Linked DNA regions of Homo sapiens: all the other regions are linked to region 3. The links are chromatin loops, found by intact Hi-C in ENCODE. Cell type or tissue: dorsolateral prefrontal cortex. All regions are shown on one strand. Region 1 overlaps AK2 (adenylate kinase 2). Region 2 holds the start of LOC105378631 (a long non-coding RNA gene). Region 3 overlaps AZIN2 (antizyme inhibitor 2). Region 4 holds the start of AK2 (adenylate kinase 2).

The links. Peaks named below come from ENCODE experiments on the same cell type or tissue, not always from the same donor. Only the 100,000 strongest peaks of a DNase experiment are listed, where the experiment ranks them.
Region 1: it touches region 3 in a loop (5-fold over the local background); 5 of 110 quality-filtered maps call a loop at or near these places.
Region 2: a loop joins it to region 3, with 4 times the contacts of the local background. A loop is called at or near these places in 57 of 110 quality-filtered maps.
Region 4: it touches region 3 in a loop (2.0-fold over the local background); 15 of 110 quality-filtered maps call a loop at or near these places.

Annotation. Positions count from the first base shown.
Region 1 is chr1:33,011,911-33,016,910 of GRCh38, reverse strand. AK2 (adenylate kinase 2) reads left to right here. Exons shown (of 6, transcript NM_001625.4): 5 at 2,317-2,389; 6 at 3,509-5,000. The coding sequence ends at 3,730. Among named protein-coding and RNA genes, the nearest start is that of AK2, 22 kb to the left of the region's middle. In dorsolateral prefrontal cortex, a CTCF peak has its summit at 2,241; a DNase peak (open chromatin) is centred at 2,262; H3K27ac peaks cover 3,095 bases.
Region 2 is chr1:32,874,919-32,879,918 of GRCh38, reverse strand. It overlaps LOC105378631 (a long non-coding RNA gene), which reads right to left and starts at 3,950. Exons shown (of 3, transcript XR_947160.4): 1 at 3,704-3,950. RefSeq lists an enhancer at 3,132-3,301. In dorsolateral prefrontal cortex, CTCF peaks have their summits at 2,904 and 3,107 (motif pointing left); DNase peaks (open chromatin) are centred at 1,560 and 3,094; H3K27ac peaks cover 1,079 bases.
Region 3 is chr1:33,083,712-33,088,711 of GRCh38, reverse strand. AZIN2 (antizyme inhibitor 2) reads right to left here. Exons shown (of 12, transcript NM_052998.4): 5 at 4,585-4,758. Among named protein-coding and RNA genes, the nearest start is that of AZIN2, 5.1 kb to the right of the region's middle. RefSeq lists an enhancer at 4,117-4,616. In dorsolateral prefrontal cortex, CTCF peaks have their summits at 1,965 and 2,164 (motif pointing right); a DNase peak (open chromatin) is centred at 2,161; H3K4me3 peaks cover 1,353 bases; H3K27ac peaks cover 3,563 bases.
Region 4 is chr1:33,033,987-33,038,986 of GRCh38, reverse strand. It overlaps AK2 (adenylate kinase 2), which reads left to right and starts at 2,104. Exons shown (of 6, transcript NM_001625.4): 1 at 2,104-2,251. The coding sequence starts at 2,159. RefSeq lists an enhancer at 2,126-2,285. In dorsolateral prefrontal cortex, a CTCF peak has its summit at 1,929; DNase peaks (open chromatin) are centred at 1,407 and 2,006; H3K4me3 peaks cover 2,225 bases; H3K27ac peaks cover 1,177 bases.

The DNA of each region.
Region 1 (5,000 bases), 72 kb after region 3:
ACATGGTGAAACCCCGTCTCTACTAAAAATACAAAAAATTAGCCGGGCGTGGTGGCAGGCATCTGTAATCCCAGCTACTCAGGAGGCTGAGGCAGGAGAATTGCTTGAACCTGGGAGGCAGAGGTTGCAGTGAGCCGAGACCATGACACTGCACTCCAGCCTGGGCAACAGAATGAGACTCTGTCTCAAAAAATAATAATAAAATAAAATAAATTAATTAAATAAAATAAAAGAATTAGCCAGGCATGGTGGCGCATGCTTGTAGTCAGCTACTCCAGAGACTGAGGCGGGAGGGTCACTTGAGCCCAGTAGTTTGTGGTTACAGTGAACTATGGTCATTGCCATTGCACTCCAGCCTGGACAACAGAGCAAGACCATGTCTCAAAAAATAAAATAAATAGACCAGGCGCAGTGGCTCACACCTGTAATCCCAGCACTTCGGAAGGCTGAGGCAGGTGGATCACGAGGTCAGGAGATCGAGACCATCCTGGCTAACACGGTGAAACCCCGTTTCTACTAAATATACAAAAAATTAGCCAGGCTTGGTGGTGGGCGCCTGTAGTCCCAGCTACTTGGGAGGCTGAGGCAGGAGAATGGCGTGAACCCAGGAGGCGGAGCTTGCAGTGAGCAGAGACCGCGCCACTGTATTCCAACCTGGGTGACAGAGGGAGACTCTGTCTCAAAAATAAAATAAAAATAAAAGTACACAGGAGGATATGCATAGGTTATATGGAAATGCTGTACCATTTTATATCAGGGACTTGAGCATCTATGGATTTTGGTATCCACAGAGGGGGCTCCTGGAACCAATCCCCCCATGGATACCAAGGGATGACTCTATAGCTTATTTTCTCTACTGTCACCTCCCTCCTGCCCATAACCCAGTGCCACTTTATGCCAAATGGACCATCTTGTCCCCCCAAAATATGCTGTGATTAACAAAAAAGAAAGTAGCACATTTTACAGAGGTGCTACTTCAATAGTCTAAATAGAATTGAATAGAATTTTTATTTATTTTATTTTTTTGAGACAGTCTTGCTCTGTCACTCAGGCTGGAGTGCAGTGGTATGATCTCGGTTCACTGCAACCTCCACCCCCAGGTTCAAGCGATCCTCCTGCCTCAGCCTCCCAAGTAGCTGGGATTACAGGTGCCTGCCACCCAGCTAAATTTTTCATATTTTTAGTAGAAACGGGGTTTCGCCACGTTGGTCAGGCTGGTCTCGAACTCCTGACCTCAGGTGATCTGCCCCCCTCAGCCTCCCAAAGTGTTGGGATCACAGGCATAAGCTGCTGGGCCCGGCCCAAATATTGCTATGCCTGCCAAATGGTGAAAAATATTAGGGAGCTCTAGTCTAATAGACCTTCATGAGAAAAGCAACCATTAGTTAAATAAGCAAACAAACACTTGGTTGGCAGAGAATTGAGAAACCACAGAAGTGAAGCAAGGCCTGGCTGCTGAGCAGAGCTTGGCCTGCCTCCTTTCCTTAGGTTTCTAGGCTCCTGTGGTGTGGCCATTCCCAGTCAGGAACATGGGCTTGTTGTCTGTAGGGACTCAGCACAGATGCAGCTGCCCACTATACATTCAGTGCCAAATAAATGCCTGTTCTTGAGCTCTATATTCCATGACTTGTTTAATAAGTCATTTTTCCCGATTACTTGAATATTGCTCCATAAGGGTTAGGCTATCTTTTATCTGTGTGATTGAAAAGATGTGTTCCATTATCTGGCAGTGTTTGCATCCATGGGAATTATTTTTCCTGTTAGTACCTTCCTGGTTTTGTAACCAAACTAGGTTAGAAAATAGAGTTCATTTCTTTGTCCTCTGTCCCCCATAGCACTTTGTACAAATCTCTGTTAAAGGATTATCACGTTTGTTATTTATTTCCACATTTGTCTCTCCCACTAAGCACTACTTGTGAGCAGGGATCATTACTCATTGCTTTGTAGCTTCTGAATTCAGCTTAAGGCTTGAATGGAATACTTATTAATGTTTGTTAAGTAAATGGGTGAACAGAATGGATGGCTGTGTGAGACCAGCACCAGAGTTCCTTCTCTCAAGTCCTGAATTAGGTAGTTATGCCAGCAGTTTGCTCTTCAGCCAGATACTCATAATAATGTTTGGTCAAAATAGAAAATATACTCTGCCGCTGGCATAAGCTCTCCTGGAAGCCCAGTTATTTAGCTGGATTTTCTGCTGGGTGCTGGGTCCTTGCATCCAGCGTCCCTATCTCTGCTTGTCATTCTGGAGCCCCCTAGAGTGGAGTGCAGGCGCGTACTGTCAGTTAACCTAACTCATATTCATTTGCTGTCTTTCAGGCTGATTCACCCCAAGAGTGGCCGTTCCTACCACGAGGAGTTCAACCCTCCAAAAGAGCCCATGAAAGATGACGTATGTAAACTCAGGACAAAAAATTTCCTTTTCTTTCCTTCCCCTTTCTTCACTGTTTTTCTTTTTCCTTTATTCTTTCCATCTTCCTTTTATTTCTACCAATATTACTAACTTAGTCATGAAAAATAACACTATCAAGTAAATCACATGGCCTGTGTCAGATCTATTCAGTGTCTCCTCAGGTGGTTTATTGCTTGGCCTCAAGGTTGCTTCCAGTGGTGCTAGCTTTTTGCAGTGCCCAGATTGTACCTGTCTTCTGTCAAGAGCAGCCCCTTTTCTGGCATCATGGCCACCTAAGTGATCAGCTAATCAGGAGAAGCTTTCTTAAAAGCCTACAATTGGAGAGTGGGAAGAGTGTGGCACTGAAGAGAAGTTTGATGACCAGTCCTCCAGAAAAATATTCTTTTTATAGTTATTGCTGCTGTACTGTGTCCTGGGGTTTCATACATGGTCACTGCACCATTTGCCATAAAGAGTCTATATGGTTTGTTTTAAAGCATGCAGGCAACAGTAAGAATTTCCTGGGTTTACCTTTGTCCTATGAAACAAGTTCATCAGGTCATTCAGGTTCTATAAATACAGGTTCCAGAGCCGTTATGGCAACTTAGTCACATTTTGCAAAGTTGCTAATTCTACCATTGAAAGTTCTTATTTTACTTGCCACTTTTAGAATGTTGATGGGTGACACTCTAGTAAATACACTAAATATTTAAGCAACTAAGATTACAATTGCTAATGTATCTTTGATTTTGATGTATTCTGGTCTTAGGGGCCTTTTTGACTTCCTTACTTTTGACCCTAGAAGTGTTTATCTTGGAAGCTGAATCGCCTGAGCACAAAGATGAGAAAGTCATTGCCTATCTTCCCCTCATGAGCCCCTTTCCTCACAGTTGGTGTTTCTGACAAACTCTCTGACTTCTGTTCACCAGCTGCTCTGCTCCTGGGAGTAGCAAAGTTCTTCACTGGAGAGGGTCTGGATTGCCTGTCTTTGTCTCTGATGGGCTTTGGGAACAGACAGCATCCTGGGCAGAATGGTCCCATCTCAAATCTGCATCTGGCATGGAATAAGAAAACCTTGCTAACAGTCCCAGCCTTTCATTGCTGTCTTCCTGTTCTCAGATCACCGGGGAACCCTTGATCCGTCGATCAGATGATAATGAAAAGGCCTTGAAAATCCGCCTGCAAGCCTACCACACTCAAACCACCCCACTCATAGAGTACTACAGGAAACGGGGGATCCACTCCGCCATCGATGCATCCCAGACCCCCGATGTCGTGTTCGCAAGCATCCTAGCAGCCTTCTCCAAAGCCACATGTAAAGACTTGGTTATGTTTATCTAATGTTGGGTCCAAGAAGGAATTTCTTTCCATCCCTGTGAGGCAATGGGTGGGAATGATAGGACAGGCAAAGAGAAGCTTCCTCAGGCTAGCAAAAATATCATTTGATGTATTGATTAAAAAAGCACTTGCTTGATGTATCTTTGGCGTGTGTGCTACTCTCATCTGTGTGTATGTGTGTTGTGTGTGTGTGTGTGTGCATGCACATATGTGTTCACTCTGCTACTTTGTAAGTTTTAGGCTAGGTTGCTTTACCAGCTGTTTACTTCTTTTTTGTTGTTGTTTTGAGACAAGGTTTCGCTCTGCCACCCTGGCTGGAGTGCAGTGGCGTGATCTTGGCTCACGGCAACCTCTGCCTCCTGGGGCTCAAGCAATTATCCCACCTCAGCCTCCTGAGCAGCTGGGACTACAGGTGCATGCCACAACACCTGGCTGATATTTGTATTTTTTGTAGAGACAGGATTTTGCCAAGTTGCCCAGGCTGGTCTTGAACTCCTAGGCTTAAGCAATCCACCCACCTTGGCCTCCTGAAGTGCCAGGATCACAGACGTGAGCCACTACACCCAGCCCAGCTGTTTACTTCTTTAACCATACTTTTGATTTTATTTTTTGACCAAAATGAACTAACCCAGGTAATCTTCCAGGGACCGCAATTCCAGAACCTCATAGTATTTCTTCCATTTCCAGCAGCTGATTAGAAGTCCAGGATCATGTGAAGTCAGGCAGGGTCACAGTTCCTGATGGCACATTATGGACAGAGAATTCCATTTTGTTTTCTAACCCATGATGAAAACCCACGTGAGTCAGTGTGTGAACAGGGATCATTAATTTTTTCCCCCTAGGTGGAAGGAAAAAGGCACTTACTTTGCAGGTTACAGAAATTACTGGGAGAGGATATCGTCATAAAAAGAGCCAGGCCAAATTGGAATATTTTTGTGATCTGCATCATGATGCTGAAAATAGCAATTATTTGGGAATTGGGTTTGAAAACTGAATTGTTGCCAGAGAATTAAACCAGGTGAAAGGTCCTTTTGAATTCAGATTGTCTTCTGAACATCCAGGCTGATCATCTGAGAGCAGTCAAATCTACTTCCCCAAAAAGAGACCAGGGTAGGTTTATTTGCTTTTATTTTTAATGTTTGCCTGTGTTTCCAAGTGTGAACAAAACAGTGTGTGATCTATTCTTGGATTCATTTTGATCAGTATTTATTCAAACCCAGTCTCTCTCCAGGACATAAAACTGAAATCAGATATGTTCTTTTTAAGCCCAAAC
Region 2 (5,000 bases), 210 kb after region 3:
CAGGCTGGTCTCGAACTCCTGACCTCAGGTGATCCGCCCGCCTCCGCCTCCCAAAGTGCTGGGATTACAGGTGTGAGCCACCATGCCTGGCCTAATTTTTTGTATTTTTAGTTGAGACAGGGTTTCACTATGATGGCCAGGCTGTTCTCGAATGCCTGACCTTGTGATCCACCCGCCTCTGCCTCCCAAAGTGTTGGGATTACAGGCGTGAGCCACCAAGCCCAGCCCCAAATTAAGATTTTAAAAGAAACTTCCTCGGGCCAGGCGCGGTGGCTCACCCCTGTAATCCCAGCACTTTGAGAGACCAAGGCAGGCGGGTCACGCGGTCAGGAGATCGAGACTGGCTAACACGGTGAAACCCCGTCTCTACTAAAAATACAAAAAATCAGCCGGGCCTGGTGGCAGGTGCCTGTAGTCCCAGCTACTCGGGAGGCTGAGGCAGGAGAATGGCGTGAACCTGGGAGGCGGAGCTTGCAGTGAGCGGAGATTGTGCCACTGCACTCCAGCCTGGTAGACAGAGCGAGACTCCATCTCAAAAAAAGAAGAAAGAAACTTGGGGAAGCCGAGGCATGAGGATTGCTCTCAAAAAAAAAAAAAGAAAGAAACTTGGGGAAGCCGAGGCATGAGGATTGCTCGAGGCCAGGAGTTTGAGACCAGCCTGGGCAGCATGGTGAGACCCCATCTCTACAAAAAAAAAATTTTTTTAATTAGCTGGGTGTGTAATCAGGAGGCTGAGCCAGGAGGATTGTTGAGCCCGGGAAATGGAGGTTGCAGTGAGCGAGACCCTGTCTCTAAATAAATAAGTGAAATAAAAATTAAAAAGTGCCCCCTAAACCGGGATTTGCCTCCCAGAAGCCTTCCAGCGGCCCAGCTCTGCTGGGGTTGTCCAGGCTGAACGCTGCATCCACTGCCCATAGCCCTGGGGGATTCTCCTCCCAGCCTGCTCCTCATGACCCAGAAAAGTGGTTGGAATTCCCAGCCACCTGTGTGGTGTGGCTCTGGGGGCGGAGGGACTGTGCATGTAGCTGAGCCTTGCCTCCCTTGCAGAGCTGCTGTGGGGAACCTACAAGACACTGTGGAGGGTAGTGCATGTGAAGGAGGCTGCTCCGTGACACTTCAGGGCTCTGGGATACACATTCACACAGCTTTGCCGGCAGGTGCCCTAGTGAGAGGAAAGGTCACACCCCAGCTCTAGACTGCTGCTGGCACCCCAGTTCCCTCCCTGAGACTATGCATGGGGTTAGAGCCAGAGGCAAGCTAGAACCCAGCTCTGTCTCCGAGCTCTTTCCAGTGGGCCAGGCTTCCTTGGAGGAGTGAGAAGACTTCCCAGAGGGTCCAGGGGTACCCAGAGTTCCAGAACCCCACCCGGAGTCCGAGGTTGCCCTATCCCAGGAACCCTGTGCTCCCAATTTGTCTCCCTCCCTGGGAAGACCAGGCCAGCTCTCATTCCTGGCACCTTAGGATCTACCGGAGGCTGAGGATTGCCTCATTGTTTCCATAGTAACAGTGAACAGCAGGGCCTCCTGAATCACTGCTGGGAGACTGCACTGGTACCTGCAAGTATGCATTTGCCCCAGGAATGCCTGGGATGGGGCAGCCTTTGGTGCATGCACACAAGCATATGCACACCTTTGCACACATGCACATCCAATGCACACCCCTTCCTCCTCCCAAACACACACACACACCCTTGCAAATGCAGGCACGGGCATGGCGCTTCAAGCCCTGGCCCGCTGACCCAGAAGTGGGTCAGAACATCATCCTGCCTGACATAACCCACTCCCACAGCCACCCTGGCCCACTCAGATGCAGAGAGCATCTCGGGGAAATGAGGGACTTGCACTTTATAATAATACCCACTGCAACATTTATAGATACTTAGCACGTGCCAGGTCCTGCGCTTTCCTCTTCACATGTAACATCTCCTGTGTTCCCCAAACACCACGCTGGGATGGATGCCAGGAGAGTGATTTGCCAGAGGTCACACTGTAGTGCGGGGCTGAGCCAATGTGTGAGCCCAAACTGTTTGGCTCCAAGCCTTGGACTCTTGCCTTCCTCACCAGACCCCTTGATGCCAGACCCATAAGCACTCACCCCGGGACCCACAAACACAGATGGGTGTGTCTGGCAGCAGGTGGGACCAGAGCCAACTAGAATGCCAGCATTCCTGGGCTTGTCACTCTGGGCCATCATATTCCCTCTTCAGCCTCCAGCCATTCCTGGGTCGGAGGTATGAGGGGAGGTTTAGACAACACAGGGATTTTTTCTTTCACTTATTTCTTCCCAGTGTGCAGAAAAGGAACTTTGAGCAGCAAGAACAAGACCCACTGAGAATCTCCTGCCTGGGAAGCCACCCGGGTTCCCTTCCCTTCCAGCAAAGGGATGAGTCCAGCTGCTGGATCTGTCCTCCAGCCTTCTCTGAGACCTCTCATGCAGACTTTTAACAAAGGGGCCTGAGGCCAGAGGCTGGGCCAGCTGCATCATCCTGAGCGGGGAGTTGGGTGGGCCAGGTAGGGGGATGGCTTCCAGGAGGCAATTTTCAGCAAAAGGATGGTCTGGCAGTGTTGCCAGGAAGGCAGCAATGCCCCTCACTAGAGGCATCCCAGGTTGGCAGGCACTGGATACACCCTGGTGAGGAAATTTGAGACAAGCAATGACCGAGTCCCTGCAACATCCTCGTCATCATCTTTGTCGTCATCGTAGCTACCACTGATTGGACACACTTTGTGTCAGGCGCTTTAAGATATGATACAACTGCCACTACTGCTAATAAAAATGGCAGCTGCTAGGAACTCAGCCCTTATGTGGCTGATCTTCATTGACTCCTCACAGAACCCTATGAGGCAGGCACTATTGTTAGGCCCATTTATAGATGGGGAAACTGCGGCTCAGAGAGGTTCAGAGACATGTTTACAGGCAGAGGCAGCAAGATGCAGGCTCTACCTGGCTGCTGCGTCTGTGGTCGGCTCGCCTGGGAGTTGACCTCCTGAGAGCTAAGCAGCAGGCAAGGCAGCCTCTGCCAGCCGGGGCCTCCTCCTGGGGCTGTTCCTGCGCTGGGGCAATGTGGGCTTCACTGTGGCTGAGGTGGCGCCCTCTGCTGGCTGTGCCCAGGCTGTGCAGAGCCACGAGGGAGGTCCTCCGTGGACTTGGGTTGTGGGAGGTGGACCGACCCTGGAGACTCAGGGTCAGACCTTCACTGCGGATGGCCGCTGTTCGCCAGTGAGAACAGATGCCAAGGTCACTCCGGCAGTCTGGGGCTGAGCTGAGGAGTGAACGTAAAGGCAGTCTTCACTCCCAGGCTTTTGTCCTTCTACCCCTCTCTCATCTTCCCCTAGCTGCCTCCACCTCTTCCACTGCCTTCCACTCTGAGCCTCTAAAATGGGGCCTCTGGCCCCACTGTTTCTGAGGAATCTGGGTGACTGGTGTGCAGCTGAGAATCTGTCTCCAAAGGCAAAGCCAGGGTCCAGGCTTTGAGGCCTGGAGCTGCCACTGACTGGCTTTGTGATACTGGGTGAGATTCTCAACCTCTCTGAGTGCTGTTGGATGGGAGCCTTCCTGTGTAGACTCTGAAGAACTGAAGAGATTTGAGGAGGTCTCCTTTACCCGATTAGAAGGCTCTATTCTGCCGCTCCTCCTTCTCCCTTCCCCCCTCCCCGTCCTCCTCCCTCCCCATCCCCCCCACCCCCCGCCCCCGTCCTCCTACCTCTTTCTTTCTCTCTTCCTCTTCTCCACCCCTGACCAGAGGAGGCATTTTAGGCTCAGAAAGCTAGAGTTACTTGGCCCTATGTCACCCAGCCAGGGGTTTCTGGCTTCAGAATCTGGACTTTGGAGGGCTGACCTCTGCCCTGCTTCCTTTTCATCTCCTCCTATATGTCTGATCCATCAGCTCCTCCTGCAAAAAAAAAAACAAAAACAAACAAAAAAAAAACATCCCAAATCCTCCATCGACTTCTCTCTCTGTCCCCTGCCACCACCCAGGCCAACACTGCATCCTTTCTGGCCGTGAGACCGCAGCACCCTCCTTGCTTCCTCACAGGGCACCTGGCCCCCCACTCCTGTTCTCTGCCATCCAGCCTGCACACTGGAGCGGGCAAAGTGAGCCTTTTAAAATGCAAATCACATCCCATCTCATCTCCCCTCGAAGCTTCCCATTGTGAGTGGGATCAACCTAACCTCCCTTCCACACCTGGAGGCATGTGTTATCCAATCCCACCTGCCCTCACTGCCTCCTTCTTGCTTATAAAGCTCCAGGCTCACTGGCTTCTTTCTGTTTCCCCAACATGCAAGCTTGCTCCTGCCCCAGGGCCTTGGTACTTGCTCTTCTGGGGCTGGAGCTCCCTTCCTGTGCTGTGTGCTGCTGCCTCCTTTGCCTTCAGGTGTCAGTTCAGGTGACTCCCCCTCAGCCCACACCATGTAACGTCGCCCCACCCAGCCACTCTCCACCACATGACTTCATTGTTTTCATAGCCACTCTCGGTCTCTGAAGATATTTCATTTGGTCATCAGCTCACTTGTTTATTGCTTTTCTCTCCCCCTGGAATATGAGATTCACATGGGGCAGGGACCCTGTTGTCTTGGTCACAGCTGTGATGCTGCTGGCAGTTAGTAGGTGCTCAATAAATGTTTGTTGAATAAATAAAGCCCTTCCTAGCCCCAGCTTCTCTTGCAAGCTCAGAACAATCTTTCCAATCTAGTTCTACTTTTCCTGCTCCCAATGTCACAGCTCAGAGCCTACAGCAAACGCCCACATAAACATTCTGCCTCTCCTGCTTTCCCTCCACAGAAACACTCCACTTTTCCAGACCTCAGGGCTAATGATTCCTCTTTCCCTCTGTTTCTTTCCTCTCACTTGGCTAACTTCCACCTGACTGTCAGTACTTATTAAGCTCAAGCATCACCTCTTCCCAGAAGCCCTTCCTGCTTTCCTCTCAAGTTAATTACCTTTTCTGTCCCTGTAGGCCCCAGGTGCCTCCTATTCCAGAAGGCAGTCCCCTCTTTGT
Region 3 (5,000 bases):
GGTTCTGAGGCAAGCAGTGCTGAGCACTTCAGCCTGATCAAGGAACAGAGAATGCTGCAGTGGCTCAAGAAGAGCAAGTTAGTGCAGTGAGGACGATGAGGTCAGAGGGAGAGGGGCAGAGCTGCCAAGGAAACATGTTTTACCCTGCATGTGATGGGAAAGAGTCTAAAGGGTTAGGAAGGGAAACGACATGGTCAGATTTGCATTTTAAATATAAGGTCTACATGTCTATCTGGCTACCTGAAGGAGGGCCCAAGGGGATTCTGGGGGAATAGACAGTGACAGTCAGTGGCTATCACCATCGCCCTGGGGGAGATGACAGAGCCAGCTCCAGAAAAGTGGGGAGATGTGTTCTGGAGGTGGGACTGGCAAGCTGGGTGATAGATTGCATGTGGTGATGAGGACGAGGACGTCAGAGGGAACTCCCACACCCAGCAGACTGAGGGGGCCCTTCATGACGGGGAAAGGGGACATCAGGAGCACATTTGAACATGCCGGGTTCCAGGCATCTCCTCGTATCAAGTCAACTGGATATATAGGTCTGAGCTGGAGATTAAAATGTGGGAAGCAGTGGCATATTGATGGTATTTAAAGCCATGGGAGGAGATAACCCTTCTTCTGAGAAGAAGGAGGGTTTACAAGACAGGGAGGCCTAGGAATTCAGAAGAATGCTACCATTTAGAGAGTGGCAGAAGATGGGGAGAGATGGTACCCGGGACCTGCAGAGGTGAGGATGGAGAACGTTTCCAAGGGATGGAGAGCAATATGCAGATTAGAAAGCTATTCCTGTAAATGCAAATCTCGTCTCACAGCGAGACATGTGTCTGGACAGGAAGGAGCTGTCTCAGCTATAAGAAGTGCCTGATGAGGTGGGGTCGAAGCAGTGTTCTCTTTCATCTTATACACTTCTGAAGCCTTTAAAAGTAGGACCATATGTTACTGTTGAGTCTTTTTTTTTTTTAAAGAATGCATTGCCAGTCGGGTGTGGTGGCTCATGCCTGTAGTCCCAGCACTTTGGGAGGCCAAGGCAGGTGAATCATGAGGTCAGGAGTTCAAGACCAGCCTGGCCAACATGGTAAAACCCTGTCTCTACTAAAGAAACAAAAAATTAGCCGGGCATGGTGGTAGGCACCTGTAATCCCAGCTGCTCAGGAGGCTGAGGCAGGAGAATCGCTTGAACCTGGGAGGCAGAGGTTGCAGTGAACTGAGATCACGCCACTGCACTCCACCCTGGGCAACAGAGCAAGACTCTGTCTCAAAAAAAAATATATATATATATGGCTGGGTGCAGTGGCTTATGCCCGTAATCCCAGCACTTTGGGAGGCCGAGGCGGGTGGATCACCTGAGGTCGGGAGTTCGAGACCAGCCTGACCAACATGGAGAAACCCCATCTCTATTAAAAATACAAAATTAGCCGGGCATCGTGGCACATGCCTGTAATCCCAGCTACTCGGAAGGCTGAGGCAGGAGAATCACTTGAACCCGGGAGGTGGAGGTTGCGGTGAGCCGAGATTGCGCCACTGCACTCCAGCCTGGGCAACAAGAGCGAAACTCTATCTCAAAAAAAAAAAAAAAATACTACATATCCACCAAAACCATCCTGGTGATTATCTATGGAGACATAAAGCTGATGTCCTAGTTTCTTTTGGGGTGAATGAATCAATGTGTTATTTGCATGTATTATTAGTTCACAATCCATGTTTAAAGTAAAGTGCTCACTGGATGTTGGTAAGTGCTCACTGGGGATGTTGGTAAGAGAAAATTCTTTGGAGTAGTGAAAGTGGAGGCTGGGAAGCAATGGCTTAAGGAAGGAGTACTGAAGGAAAGAAAAAATGGGGGCAGACAGGCAAGTGCAGACAACTTGGTTGAGTTTGGTCACGAAAAGAGAGCAAGGGATTGGGCTGGAAGAGGATGTGCTGCCCAGCAAAGGCTTTTTAAGATGGGAGGATGCTGAGGGAGACAGAGGGCAAGCGATTGGGACAGGAGAGATGATACAGTGGTCCTCGGGCAGGTGGCTGGGTAGACCAGAGTCCCCGAGCAAGCTGTGGCCCTGGCCCCCGTCCAACGCATGTCTGTCTGCACATCCAGCCCTAGCTTACGCCAGGCCCTTGGTCAGTGTCCACTAAGGCACAACGCTGTTAAGCATGGCCACCCACTACAGACGACCAGAAGAGGGCAGCCTTGGCCTTCCAAGAAAAGCTGTAAGTCGGGGAGCCACCTCTCCAGAAGCGCACCAAAGGGTCTGCATGATCCCATCACAGGGAGGGGGCTTAAGTCTCTCCTCGCCCCTGCAGTTGGCTGAGGGCATCCATCACTGGCTGAATCCCAGCTCAGCCATCCTCTCCCCAGCCACCTTGGAAAAAACAGAGTCCAAGGCAACTCAGCAGGACTCAAGCTGCCACCACCCTGATGCGGAACCTCCATCTCTCATTTCCTTATACGTTAAATGTGTCCTCACCAGGCTACGGTCAGAATCCCCATTAAAAAAAATAGTAATTACCTCACAGGGCTGTTGTGAGAATAAAATGAGATCGTGTACAGAAAACACTTGGCAAAGTACCTGACACAACAGACACACTCAGCAAAGGGCAGATGCTTCTCCAGTCCCCGCTGTCATCAAGGTCTCTCTCAGCCTTAACACCTCACTCTGCCCTTTCTTCTACAGAACCAAGCTCCTCCCCCTGGGGTTCCTGAAGCAGAAAACTCTAGGCAGTGGGGTTTGGTCCTGTTCTTCACCCTAGACCTCGGGGACTGAAAGGATCCTGCTCCTTTTCATCCCACGTGGAGGCCCAGGGCACCGCAGGAAGAAGTGGGAAACGAGGACGTCCTGGCTCTGCTACCCACAGATGGCTGACCCCATGGTTTCCTCAACTGTAGAACGGCAGTCTCTCCCACTGTGTGCCTCACAGAGCTTCGTGGAAGACATGCACAAAACGAGGTGTGCAAAGCATGAACTAGCCCAAAGATAAGAGGAAGCACCTCATCTACCATGAAAGGCATTAACATTCGGTCCCTGCTACAGGTTAACCTGCTCATTCTGACCATCCCGGCCAAGTGCACACCTCTCCCCAACCTGGAGTCGCTCCAGCCCTGTCATCCTGCCCAGGACTCCAGGAGTCCTTTCTAGAACTCTCCTCACAACATCCAGCCATATTACGCAACCATTACTAACCACCAAGAAAATAGTGCTAATGACAATATCACAAAGCAGTGCCCACTGGACTTGCTCCCACCTCAGGGCCTTTGCACCTGCTGTTCCTGCTGCCTGAAATGCCCTTTCCCTGGTTATCTACCTGGCTTGATCCCTTGGCTCTTTTGGGTCTGTATTCAAATCTCAGTGAACCATTCCCTGGCCAAACTATCTAAAAGTACAATCCTCTCTCCCAACATTCCTTACTTCCCTTTCCTGCTTTCTCTCTACAGCATTTTCCATCTAAAATACTAAATATTTTCTTTATTTCATCTTTTTTTTTTTTTTTGTAAACAAGCTCCATGAAGGAAGGGCTTTTGTTGTTTTATTTTGTTCACTGCCAAATCCCCACCTAGAATAATGCTTGGCCTCAGAAGAGATGCCCAATTAATATTTGCTGAATCAATAAATGAGATACTTTCAGCTCTACTTAGTTGAAACTTTATAGCTTAAATGCTTTTATCTAGCAAGGACAGAATAGAAATAAATAAACTAAGCATTCAACTCAAGGACAGCAGTCTATCAATTCTGTATTGCTAGCCCTGCCTAGCACAGTGACTACACGCTGTAGGAGTTCAGTAGATACTGAATGACAGTAGATAAGTAAAGTTAATCTAAAGTGGCTATGCGCGGTGGCTCACGGCTGTAAACCCAGCACTTTAGGAGGCTGAGGCGGGTGGATCACCTGAGTTCAGGAGTTTGAGATCAACCTGGCCAACATGCTGAAATCCTGTCTCTACTGAAAATACCAAAAAATTAGCCAGGTACGGTGGTGTGCACCTGTAATCCCATCTACTCGGGAGGCTGAGGGCAGGAGAATCACTTGAACCCGGGAGGCGAAGGTTGCAGTGAGCCAAGATGGCAACACTGCACTCCAGCCTGGGTGACAGAGCAAGACACCATCTCAAAAAATGAAAAAAATAAATCTAAAGAGAGCAGGAGGGAATGAAGACAACAGCAGAAATCAAATTAGAAAGACAGAATTGGTGGCAACAACAAAACTACAAGGACTAGTTAAGAAAATGCACCGCCACACATTATTATGATTATAAAAGGAAAAAGAAAAGAAACCAACAATATGGAGACGCTTTTGTTTTAATTAGAAGAACATCATGTATAGCTCTGTGCCAAACAAATTTGCAAATCTCCATTAAAAAGATGAGCTTTCTACCAGGGACAAAGAAGATTCCAATCTGGAACTTCAAGGCTGACAAATTCCATGCTCGTTTCTCCCTCCCTCATCCCTTGAGACCCCTCCTGAGTGGGTGGTCTTCCCAGAGGGCAAGGACCAACTACAGGTACCTCTTGCTCCCCAGAGCCCACCTGGACTAGCCTGGCCATGTGTGTGTTCAGTGGGCATGGAGGGTCAGTGCACCGTGCGGGCAGGGCTCACCTTGTTGGCACAGCTAAAGCCCAGCCCCAGCTGGGCCAGAACCTTCAGCACACCTGGGCTGCTGTTGCACTTGACAGCATAAAAGGGCCGGACTCGTGGCAGGCACTTCAGAAAGCAAAAGTGCTTCCTCACTATGGCACCCAGGTCAGCCACGAAGAAGGCAGCTACCTCGTCCTGAATGACAAGAAGTGGATGAATGTGAGACCCCATCCAGCTCGCACCCTGTGCATGCCATCCGTGATCCTTCCAAGTACCTGACCCAGGTTCAGTACTGGCCACAGAGCTACCCTGCTGCTAAGTTTTCTGGGCCTCCCCAAGCCTACAGGGCAGAAGGCAAACTCCTCAGCCTGGCATTCAAGGCTCTGATCTAGCCCCAATCCCTCCCCTCAATGCGGCTAAAACTCCAGCTGTAGGCT
Region 4 (5,000 bases), 50 kb after region 3:
CTCCCGGGTTCAAGCGATACTCCTGCCTCAGCCTCCCTAATAGCTGGGATTACAGGCATGCGCCACCACACTGGGCTAATTTTTTTGTAATTTTAGTAGAGACGGGGTTTCGCCATGTTGGCCAGGCTGGTCTCGAACTCCTGACCTCAGGTGATCTGCCCCCCCCTCAGGCTCTCAAAGTGCTGGGATTACAGGCGTGAGTCACTGGACCTGGCTCATCCTCAGTCTTAATTGTGAGTCTGCTACTGTGTGACTTTGGTCACTACGTATCTTCAGGCCTCAGCTTCCATTCTGAATAATAGACATAACAATCCTTTCTTCCTTCAATGTCATTGGGAGTATCCAACAAGATTAAGCAGGTACACTGTAAAAGTCCAGCGTGGCGATGAGAAATGAATGTTGACTTCTGTGTGGTAAGGAAGAGACCACAGCTGGGCTGGGCACAGTGGCTCACGCCTGTAATCCCAGCACTTTGGGAGGCCCAGGCGCGCGGATCACGAGGTCAGGAGATCAAGACCATCCTGACTAACACGGTGAAATCCCGTGTCTACTAAAAGTATAAAAAAAATTAGCCAGGCGTGGTGGTGGGCACCTATAGTCCCAGCTACGCAGGAGGCTGAGGCAGGAGAATGGCGTGAACCCAGGAGGTGGAGCTTGCAGTGAGCCGAGATCGCGCCACTGCACTCCAGCCTGGGCAACAGAGCGAGACCACGTCTCAAAAAAAAAAAAAAAAAGAAGAGACCACAGCTGAAGGGATAGCAAATTCATCATCAAGATGTAGAAAATGAGTTGTTAGGAGCCTGTGGGGAAACATAATCGTTTCATTACACACTCTTAACTAAAGGTCCAAAGAGGCCCTTGGAGCTGGATGAAACTTTCACACACCAAAAAGCTGTAGAAATTATTTCCCTATCCAAGAGGGTCATCTCTTTTGAGAAAAACTATCTTTTCCTGACTTTAAAAGGTTAACGTTTTTCTTAATATAAAGGTAAAACTTGTTTTAAACTTAAGTTTTTAAACTTATTAAGAATTTACCATAGAACTTTAAAAAATCTATTAAAATATACAAAGGAGAGGTGCTCCTCTAATCACACTACACAGCGGTCTACACTTGTAATAAACAAAATCGGGATTTTTTGGGGGGGGAGTGGGACGGAGTTTCACTCTTGTTGCCCAGGCTGGAGTGTAATGGCTCAATCTTGGCTCACTGTAACCTCCGCCTCCTGGGTTCAAGCAGTTCTCCTGCCTCAGCCTCCCAAGTAGCTGGGATTACAGGCATATGCCACCACTCCCAGCTAATTTTGTATTTTCAGTAGAGATGGGGTTTCATCATGTTGGTCAGGCTGGTCTCGAACTTCTGACCTCAGGTAATCCGCTCGCCATGGTCTCCCAAAGTGTGGGGATTACAGGCGTGAGCCACCGCGTCCGGCCAAAATTCGGATTTTGTTGTAACTGCAATTTTGTATCTCGCTTTGCTAACATTTTCCCGCATGATTAAATTATCTTATACAACAGGGGTATTCCAGGATACAAATTGGTTGCAATTTATTTAACCAATCTCTTATTGTTGGACATTTGGAGTATTGCCTTTATTTTATGGTTTTTCTCGGGCTTTTGGGCTAAGTGTTGCAATTAACAACTTTGTTACACGAATCTTTACTCATATCCTTGATTTTATCCATTGAATTCGTGGAAGTGGAATTGCTGGACCAAAGGGTATTTGAAACATATTACTAATTTGTCTTCTAAGAGTGATTTTACCCATTTAAACTCCCACGCGCAATTTAATAGGATTTCAATGTTGTTGCTGGTGTCGTCAACTGTCAAATGCCGAAGTATACCTTCCGGCCTGACCTCCTGTCCTCCTTCGCGTTTTCCCGCCCACTCCGCACACCCGCCACCCTTAGTACATGCTGGCCCGCCCCTTCCTTATCCCGCACCAATTCTGTCCAATCAAAAGCAAAGTTCCTCAGTATCGCCGTGCAGTTGGTAAGGTGAAGAGTCCGTCGTGCTCAGGGGCGGGCGGAACGGGCTGACGGACGCGGCTATGGGCCAGTGTGAGCGGCGAGTGGGACGTGCGTGGCGTGCGTGCGTTGACCTGGGAAGCACTGGACCTGTGAGGCGTGCGAACTGGTGGCAGTGAGAGACTTCGGCGGACATGGCTCCCAGCGTGCCAGCGGCAGAACCCGAGTATCCTAAAGGCATCCGGGCCGTGCTGCTGGGGCCTCCCGGGGCCGGTAAAGGGACCCAGGTGAGCGGCAGGACTGGGCTTGGCGGCGGAGCCTGCTGAACTCCAAGGTCAAGGCGGCCGGAGATCTAGAAGCCCTGGACCTGCCCGGAGCGGGCCGGGGACTAAGGCCTGCGGGGAACGCTGGCCGGGGTCTCGGTTCTGGTGGGGCATTTCGGAGAGGGTCCAAATTGGAGGTCGGGGCAGTCTGAGTTAGGATTGGAGTGCCCGAGGGATTCAGTGTTGAAGTGTTGGGTTAGGGAATGTGAGGGCTGATTAATTCCACTAAGGGTCTAGAGACTGGAAAGGTTTGAGGGGTAGAGTGAGCCCTGGGCCGAGGCATCTAGATTACAGGCTGAATGGAGGCAATTAGCTTTATGGCCCAGGTTACCTGCGAGTTGGAGGTGAATTGTCCAGAATCAGGGTTACATTCCAGGCACTGGAGGTCGGGAGATTTTGATAATGATTTATGACTTAGGGGGAGGGGAGGAGAAGCATCTCCAACACGTGGGGCAGAGTGAGAGGTGACATGTGCTGTGTGAGCCAGTTGAATTGAGATGGGAGGAAACCTAAGGCTCTCCCTGTTTGAAAGTTGGGGGTGAATGTGTAGAACTGGTTTATAGCCTGGAGACCCATGAGTCGCAACCTTTGAGTAGTGTCCACAATAAGGGTTGGGAGTGCTCATGGGACCTGGCTTGGAGTTAGGACCTGAGGCTACTGAAGGCTAAGCAGCTTGGGATGACGCAAATGATTTTAGATGAAAAGGAACTTGAATTTTTTTTTATTTTGTTTTTATTATTTTTGTTTGTTTGTATCTTCCTTCCCTTTGGTTTTTATTTATTTTTTCCTTTTTTTATTTTGTTGTTGTTTATAGGGAACTTGAAATTTTAACTTTATCAATCAACAGGTTAAAAAACAGGCCCAGAAAGGTCAGGTGGCTTTCCCAAATTAGTGAAATGAGTTTCATGAGCCTGAGACCTCAGGAACCATGGAGTTAGAGTCTGAAGTTACCATCTGCCCTAGCAGGCAACAGGGGCCTCACTTGGGATCTGGGCCCCTTCTAGATCTGGGACATAATGGGGCCATAGATTAGGGTTGGGATCGATGATCTCATTTCGGATTTGGAAGCCCGCAGGTTGGATTATTGATGTCCCCTTCTTGCTTGGGGTCTGGCATTGCACCTGGGGCCCTAAGCCTCTGGCTCTTGCCTGTTGTTAGGCTTCAAAGAGGGAAGTCTGAGCTCCCAAATGAAAGGGAATCTGAGGACTGCCCTGTGCCCGCTTTTCTCTTCCTAGCACTTGCCAAGTTTTAAAAATCTTGGCAAACAGACCATCTTACTCATTCTTGGTACCCCTTGTGGCACCTAGCACATTACTTGGCCCTTGATGGGGTTAGTGGAAGTGGATGAATGTCACAGATTAATGTGGGTGATAAAGAAAGAAGTTCTGGAACACTCCATTCATTCCTGTGACCTGGGCACTAAGTCAGAAAATACAGCTTTCTTTTCTCTCCACAGACTGAGATGATTCTTCTTTGGAGCTTACCTGTACCTGATCCCTTTATCCTTTATCCTCAGCGTTGTTGACATCTCTTTCCTGTTGCTGCCACACTCATTTATTGGGTAATCTGCAGCTTAGGGAAGTTTAATCTTAGACTCTGCAGACTTTTGCTGTGAGTGATCAAGTATAAACAGTAGCTCAAATGCTTCATTGTTTTTCTTTTTCTTTTTCTTTTTTTTGAGACAGGGTCTCACTCTGTTGCCCAGGTTGGAGCGCAGTGGTGTGAGCTCAAGCAATCCTCCCACCTCACCCTCCCAGGTAGCTGGGAGTACAGGCACATGCTACCATGCCCAGCTAATTTTTAAACAATTTTTTGTAGAGACAGGGTCTTGCTATGTTGCCCAGGCTGGTATTGAACTCCTGGACACAGGCGATCATCCTGCCTTGACCTCCCAAAGTGCAGGGATTATAGGCACAAGCCACTATGCCCTGAGATTTTTTTCTTAACTCATATTGAAGTTAATAATTTCAGTAATTATGGAATGGACAACCTATACTAGTATAGTACTGGGACAAGGGTTTTATAATTTAGCTAGCTATGTAACTTCCGAGCCTCAGTGTTCTTACCTGAAAAATGGGGATAATACCTACCTTGCTCATTCAGCATTTCATGAGCACCTAACATTGGGGATATAAAGCATTGGGCAAGACTGATAAAGTTCTTGCCCTCATCAACTAAACATTCACAATGATACTGGAAAATTATGATATATGTGTGTGTGTGTGTGTGTGTGTGTGTGTGTGTGTGTGTATCAAGCACCCACAACCTAGATGACAGCCTGCTATATAGTAGGTACTCAATAAATTTTGACTCCCTTTTATCTTAGTAACACATCTCCCTTCCCCTCCTTCAACTTGGATGTTTCAGTGTAAGACATGATTTATTCAGGAAGTTTAGAAGAACATTATACTAATGAGTTGATTGATAAGGGTGCATGAAGATGAGAGTTGGTCAGAGAAGGCTTTGTAGAAATAGAGGAGATGTGATTAGAGCTGGGAGTTGAAAGGATAAGATTTACACAAGTCATTTAACCTCTGTACACTTTCCAGAGTTGTAACAATAGGAATACTGGTGATTGTATGTATTTTTGTGGAGTTTAAAAAAAAGTTCAAGCCTGGGCAACATGGCGAAACCCCATCTCTACAAAAAAATGCAAAAATTAGCCAGGCATGGTGGTGTGTGCCTGTAGTCCCAGCTATTCAGGAGGCTGAGG